Linked DNA regions of Mus musculus: region 2 is linked to region 1. Evidence: chromatin contacts called from ENCODE Hi-C or POLR2A ChIA-PET data. All regions are on one chromosome and are shown on one strand. The core of a region is the stretch at or near the end of the contact, and the rest is flanking DNA. Distances in the headings are between cores, read along the strand shown. Region 1 holds the start of Ifit2 (interferon-induced protein with tetratricopeptide repeats 2). Region 2 holds the start of Kif20b (kinesin family member 20B).

Region 1 (3,023 bases), core at 144-2,643:
AGACAGTCTCGGTGATGCTAACAGAGACCAACCCCACTCACTCTAAGCCTGTGACCATCCGAGGAGACTTTTGCATCCAAGTTGGTAAGAATGGTTCTGTAGAGAGCCCAGCTTGTGGTTTCAGCCCAAGGAGCTGGTGGACTTCAAGAGTTGTGCACAGGACTGGATCTATGAGTGACAGGAAGGCCCCTGCTTTGCCACCTTCTGACCCCTGTTCCCACAGGCAGGGGACCAGCAACTCTAGATATTTCTGGATCTTCCTTTGGCCTTTAGGGATCCTCTGGGAGCTGTGACTCCCTGTGTAGTGTTAAGTACCACTATTAGATTAAAATGTCTCATCGCCTGTGAAGAGAAGGAGGAGGAGAGGGAGGGGGAGGGGGAGGGGGAGGGGGGGGGACTCAATTTAGAAGAGAAACTAAATTGACAAGACCGAAGTGTTTAACCACCAGGCAACAGGGAGGGGTATGATGGATCCTTAGAATGACAGTTCACTGCTAAAACTCTTCCTTTCCCCATCCCCTATCTCCTTTCAGTCCTAGGGACAGAAGCCAGTGTCATGGGCAAGAGCTCTGTCACTGAGCTACATCCTAGCCTTGGAACCTCACTTTCTTTTAAAGGACTTTGAATGTCATTATCTTTCATTCTATCCATCTATCTGGATCTATATCTATCTATCTATCTATCTATCTATCATCCATCCATCCATTTATCAAGGGTGCCACACGGAGGTCAGAGGACCACTTGCAGGAGTCGATTTTTACTTTCCCTGGGATTAAAATCCCATCCCAGCTCAGATCCTAGGGCTTAAAGTCAAGTGATATAAGCCCCTGAAGTCATCTCCCCTAAGCCAGTTGAGTCTCAATTTCAATTTAAATCCAGGAATTCAATTCAGGATCATGTCCCTCACTAAGATGGACTATTAGGAAACTGGAAATGAGTGAACCATCCTCTAAGAATCAACTAGGTATTATCTCTGCTGTCCAGAATATTACAGTCTGCGAATTAATCCGCTTCAGTTAGCAACATCAGTAAACATTAAAAATAGGAAAGGACAGAAAAGGATCCTGTCTGGTCTTGCATTGTGCAAGGAGAATTCTATGCTAGAGCTGGGCTGGAGCACCAAGACCCAGAGGCTGGAAAATTCATGGGAGCTTCCTGGAAGAATGGATAAAACCGTCTCTCTCCCAATTCCGGAAGTATTTCTGCTGCAAACTCTCAAATTTAGCATCTAGGGATAATAAAGCTAAAAGCGGCGGAGAAGGGCACCCTCTGGCGACAATAGCAGGACACAGTGGGAGGAAGCAGCGCTAAGATGGAGTACCACCCCAAAACAAAGCTCCCTGGGAGCTGTAGTCGAGCCAGGTTGCCTGGGTGAGTGCAGTTTCCCGCCCTTAGTGATGTGGGGACCCAGCGAGATGGAGCTCACTTTAGGAAACAGCGGGGAGTCCCCCAAAGGACTAAGGTATTCCAGCCACACCCGACTAACGCTGCAAATATGTAGGAAAGAGAGTGAAGCAAGATATTTTTAATGAGTAGCCCTGTCTAGTAGTAGATCCCTCAAAGCACCAAGTGTGGGTAGGGGTTACATCCGGCACCCGGCAGTCAGGAGTCATTGGCCACGCACCCTTCGCCAGCGTCCATTCTGCCGAAAAGCAAGTTCTGGCCTTCTGCAGTTAATGCTTTTTTACCCATCAGCAAGATGCACCAAGATGAGACTTAGAGGTAGGTGGTCGTCGCTCTTAAATGTGGGTGGACGCAACTTTTGTTTTCCTGGGCTGTCCACTAGGGGCGCGTGGTGGACTCTGGGTCCTAAGCTATATATCTAGTCACTCTTTTATCCAGAACCCACCCTCAGCTCACTCAAAGGCTTTCAAAAACAGCTTTTTTTTTTTTTTACTTCCGGTTGTTTATTTGAGAAGGAATGCACCAGAAATTACAGAAACCTTTTTAATGTCCCACAACCTCTCAACTCTGTAAGTCTATTAACATGTTATTGTGTAATGGTCTCTCCCCCTCCCCAACCTCCCTGTGTTCCTCAGGTTTGGTGTTTTAAAATGACAGCTGATGTAGGAATTCCTCTCTGTGGAGATAGAGTGGACACAATGAATTTCTTTCTTCCCCCCCCTCCCCCTCCCTCGCCCTCTCCCTGCCCCCCTTCTCTCTCTCTCTCTCTCTCTCTCTCTCTCTCTCTCTCTCTCTTCTTTCTTTCTTTCTTTCTTTCTTTCTTTCTTTCTTTCTTCCTTCCTTCCTTCCTTCCTTCCTTCCTTCCTTCCTTCTTTCTTTCTTTCTTTCTTTCTTTCTTTCTTTCTTTCTTTCTTTCTTCTTTCTAAAATATTTTCTGGATTTAAATGTTGGTAAAGGAAGAAGAGAGGTAAACGTTAGAAGTAGGGACTGGGAATCTCAAATTAGGGTGCAGTTCAGAGATGAAGAAGGCACAATGAGGTATTTGTGTCCTCATGAGGAAAGTATTTGGGAGTGCTGAAAGCAAGCAGTGTAAATAGCATCAGGACAGCAACTGCTCAGGAGGCCATGCGCCTGAATCACACTTATACTTCAGTAAAATGTTAACAAAGACTCCGAGACAACAGAAGGAAAAATTAGAACACGTTGGCACCCTGAGAAGTGTGCTATTCAAAAGAGTAAGGCAGTGGCTGAAAAGACCATGCAGGAGGAGATAGGACCATCAAGATACTCTGAGCATGAAAAATACACAGGGTCATAGAACAAGGGTTAACAAACTGCCACCCGGAGGCCAGCTTGCTATTTGCTTCTATAAATGAAGTTTTATTGGATCAGGTGCTCTCTTACGCTGCAACAGCAGACTGGACTAGTTGCTCACAAAGCCAGAGAAAATATTTATTATTTGGCCCTTAACAGGGTCCAGAACATCATGATGGCCATGGTTCAAATTCCTGGGATGCTTGAAACATGAGGGCTAGTAACTACTCGTGACTGCTAAAGCAGGGACACACATGGTTGTTTGCTTTGCCGCTGTTTAAAAGAGTTCAGTAGTTTTCCTTTGA
Region 2 (3,023 bases), core at 214-2,713, 370 kb after region 1:
TCTACTTATCTTATCTACTATCTTATCCAAACTAGTTCTTCTCAAATTTGATTATTTTGTTTGGGGGAGAAGTGTGTGTGTGTATGAAAGAAGTCAGAGGCAGGGTAGTGGTAGGAGATATAAATTCTGTATCAAGATCGAAAAACACTAAGGTTGTCAAGCTAGTGTTCCAAAAATCCTTCTAATTAAGTGCAATAGCTGAAAATATGATCACAGAAAAGCTAAGGTAACAAAACTTCTTCAACTGATTTTAAATCCCGGTTCCATTTACTTTTCTTCCCCCCCCCCCCCCGAGACAGGGTTTCTCTGTGTAGTCCTGACTGTCCTGGAACTCACTCTGTAGACCAGGCTGGCCTCGAACTCAGAAATCCGCCTGCCACTGCCTCCCAAGTGCTGGGATTAAAGGCATGTGCCACTATCCGGCTTTTTTGTTTTTTAAAAGATTTATATGAGTACACTGTTGCTGTCCTCAGACACACCAGAAGAGGGCGTTGGATCACTTTACAGATGGTTGTTAACCACCATGTGGTTTGCTGGGAATTGAACTCAGGACCTCTGGAAGAGGTCAGTGTTCTTAACCACTAAGCCATCTCTCCAACCCTCCATTTACGTTTGTGCCCATTACTTATTTAGAATGTATTAAATGGGACGGTAGCAATACCTACTTTAAAGGGTTCTTAGCACCAGTCAGACAATCCATTTTATAAAGGTAGTGCCAGCGGAAGCATAAGGTAAATGCTCAATTTACGTTAGCATTATTTTTATTCAAAGTGAAAGTCTAGCCTCAATAGTAAATTCTCGTCATATGAATGTATTAGTAAATTAGCCCTGCACTCAGAGGGTTACTTTAGGGAAGCGGAGAAGGACACATGGGCACTTACATTTTGGGGCACTGCACAGTGCCTCTCAGCGGTAGCTGATTTATGCTTTCAGAAACATCAAAAAGGGGGTATAAAAAGATGAAGGATATGCTCCTAAAATGTATTTTGAGGAAAACGTGTTTCATCCAAGAGGGCCGTCATCGACAAGAAGAATCACTTAAAGAGGGGAGTTAACTTGGTCCCAGGTCGCAAGTCCTTTCTGCCCCGGGGAATGACAGGACTCTGAGGTGTAATAGGAGGAATAGTTTGCCATTCCTCCGCTCCTGGGGGCATCGCGGGAGGCAGTGCGGAGACAGCGGCCTCAGCAAGGCTCGTCATCATGCGGGTCTAGGACGGAACCTGAGACCTGAGTACCGAACAGGTATCGTTAGGGTCAAACCTAATATGGCCCCGAGAAACTCCCAGCTAGGTAGCCCACGAGCGTTGCTACTGCCCCATCGGTCGCCCGGAGCACCGAGTCCCGCCCCCCAGACTTGAAAGCCTTTTCCGGAGGCGGGGGCGAAACTCGGCCGCGAGCGGGTCCAGCCCCCAGGGCTCGCCGGAAGCCCCGCCCACTCCCAGGGTTCAGCGCGGCGCCGAGCCGCCATTGTTTGAATTTGAAAACCGGGAGGAAGTGGAATTCTGCAGGTGGGGAGGCGTGCAGGGACCAGCGATTGCAGTAAGTGAGGAGCTGACGATTTTGGGGGCTCCGAGGGTGGCTGCTTGCACAGAGGGCACGAAGCTGCGACGCCTCGGCCGTGTCAGCGTTGTCGGGGCTCGTGATGCCCGTAGTCTAGGTGCGGGGCTGCTGAAGGTGGGGCTGAGCTTCAGGGAGTTAAGCGAGTTAAGCCTTGAGGCGGAAGACTTCGGTCTGTCTAGGCCTCGGTTTCCTGGTCCGGTAAAGGAGGTACACTTTAGATTCACAGACACTAGTTTTATTAGACACAAAAAGATTTGCCACGTCTGGTTGCCTGAATTCGGGAGGTGAGCAGTTGTTTTGTCACGTGACAAGATCTCTTTCTAGGTTGAGTCCAGTGGGGGCTTTTTTTAAAAAAAAATGTCACATTACTTTGTGGCTAGAAAAGAAGCATATTTGGGTTTTATGTGTATATAAAGGAAATTGAAGTGAGTCAGTTTTAGTCCAGTACTACTTCCGTTGGTCTGTATTTTGAGCCTGTCGTGAAGAGTAAACAAATTTAGATGATTGTCTTTCTACTTAAATAGGGAATCCCGGTGCTAGGTGCTTTAGACTGTTAAATCTGTTTCTTTGAAAAATTAGGAGAGAGGCGACCTTTTCTCTCTGGTATTGTGCATCTGGTAGATGCTTGCTTTCTTTCTTTCTTTTTATTTTTCGAGACAGGGTTTCTCTGTGTAGCCCTGGCTGTCCAGGAACTCACTCTGTAGACCAGGCTGGCCTCGAACTCTGAAATCCGCCTGCCTCTGCCTCTCAAATGCTAGGATTAAAGGCGTGAGCCACTACTGCCCGGCGTGATAGATTCTTAGAAAAAAATTTTTTTAAAGATTTATTTATTTATTATATGTGTGTACACTGTAGCTGTCTTCAAATACTCCAGAAGAGGGCATCAGATTTTTGTGACAGATGGTTGTGAGCCACCATGTGGTTGCTGGGATTTGAACTCAGGACCTTTGGAGGAGCAGTCGGTGCTCTCAACCGCTGAGCCATCTCACCAGCCCCCTTAGAAAATTTTAAATGTTAATTTTTTGGGGGGTGGAGGGTTAGGTTTATCCTATAGGGATTTGATGTGCAATTCAGATTTAATAGTTCAGTGATGGCATTATTCCATATTCACATTCAACCTTGTGATGTGTCAGTTAGTGATTTTCATTGTCGTCATCATCATTATTATTGGAGATTCTGGCTGTGGTACCTCAGGTACCCAGAGTTGCATCCTACTGGGCTAGGACCCAATTCTCTTATTTTAAATGTAAAGTTTATATGCATTATTTCACTTTTTTACTTATAATCGGAAAATAAATAGGAATTTATTTTGCAAATAACCGAGTTTTAGTCCTAAATGTTAAAATTTGGTTTGCAACAATTTTCTGGGAGATACTAAGTAACGAGACTAGCAGAAGATCTTAAGTCATCCCTGCTGTCTCTGCTGTTTGACATGTGAGAGGAGGGTATCAGGCCAAGTGAAC

What was found. A loop is a pair of places that touch in the nucleus more often than their neighbours do. ChIA-PET counts read pairs that join two places held with the same protein, here RNA polymerase II (POLR2A).
Region 2: a loop to region 1 is called in a map of gastrocnemius, with 3 times the contacts of the local background. The contact joins the promoter of Kif20b here to the promoter of Ifit2 in region 1. A Hi-C loop is called at or near these places in 1 of 37 maps with a recorded cell type or tissue (gastrocnemius). POLR2A ChIA-PET finds 5 or more read pairs at or near these places in 1 of 5 experiments (Patski).

The regions. Positions count from the first base shown.
Region 1 is chr19:34,549,301-34,552,323 of GRCm38, forward strand. It overlaps Ifit2 (interferon-induced protein with tetratricopeptide repeats 2), which reads left to right and starts at 1,394. Exons shown (of 3, transcript NM_008332.3): 1 at 1,394-1,722.
Region 2 is chr19:34,920,895-34,923,917 of GRCm38, forward strand. Kif20b (kinesin family member 20B) reads left to right here and starts at 1,464. Exons shown (of 32, transcript NM_001362434.1): 1 at 1,464-1,539.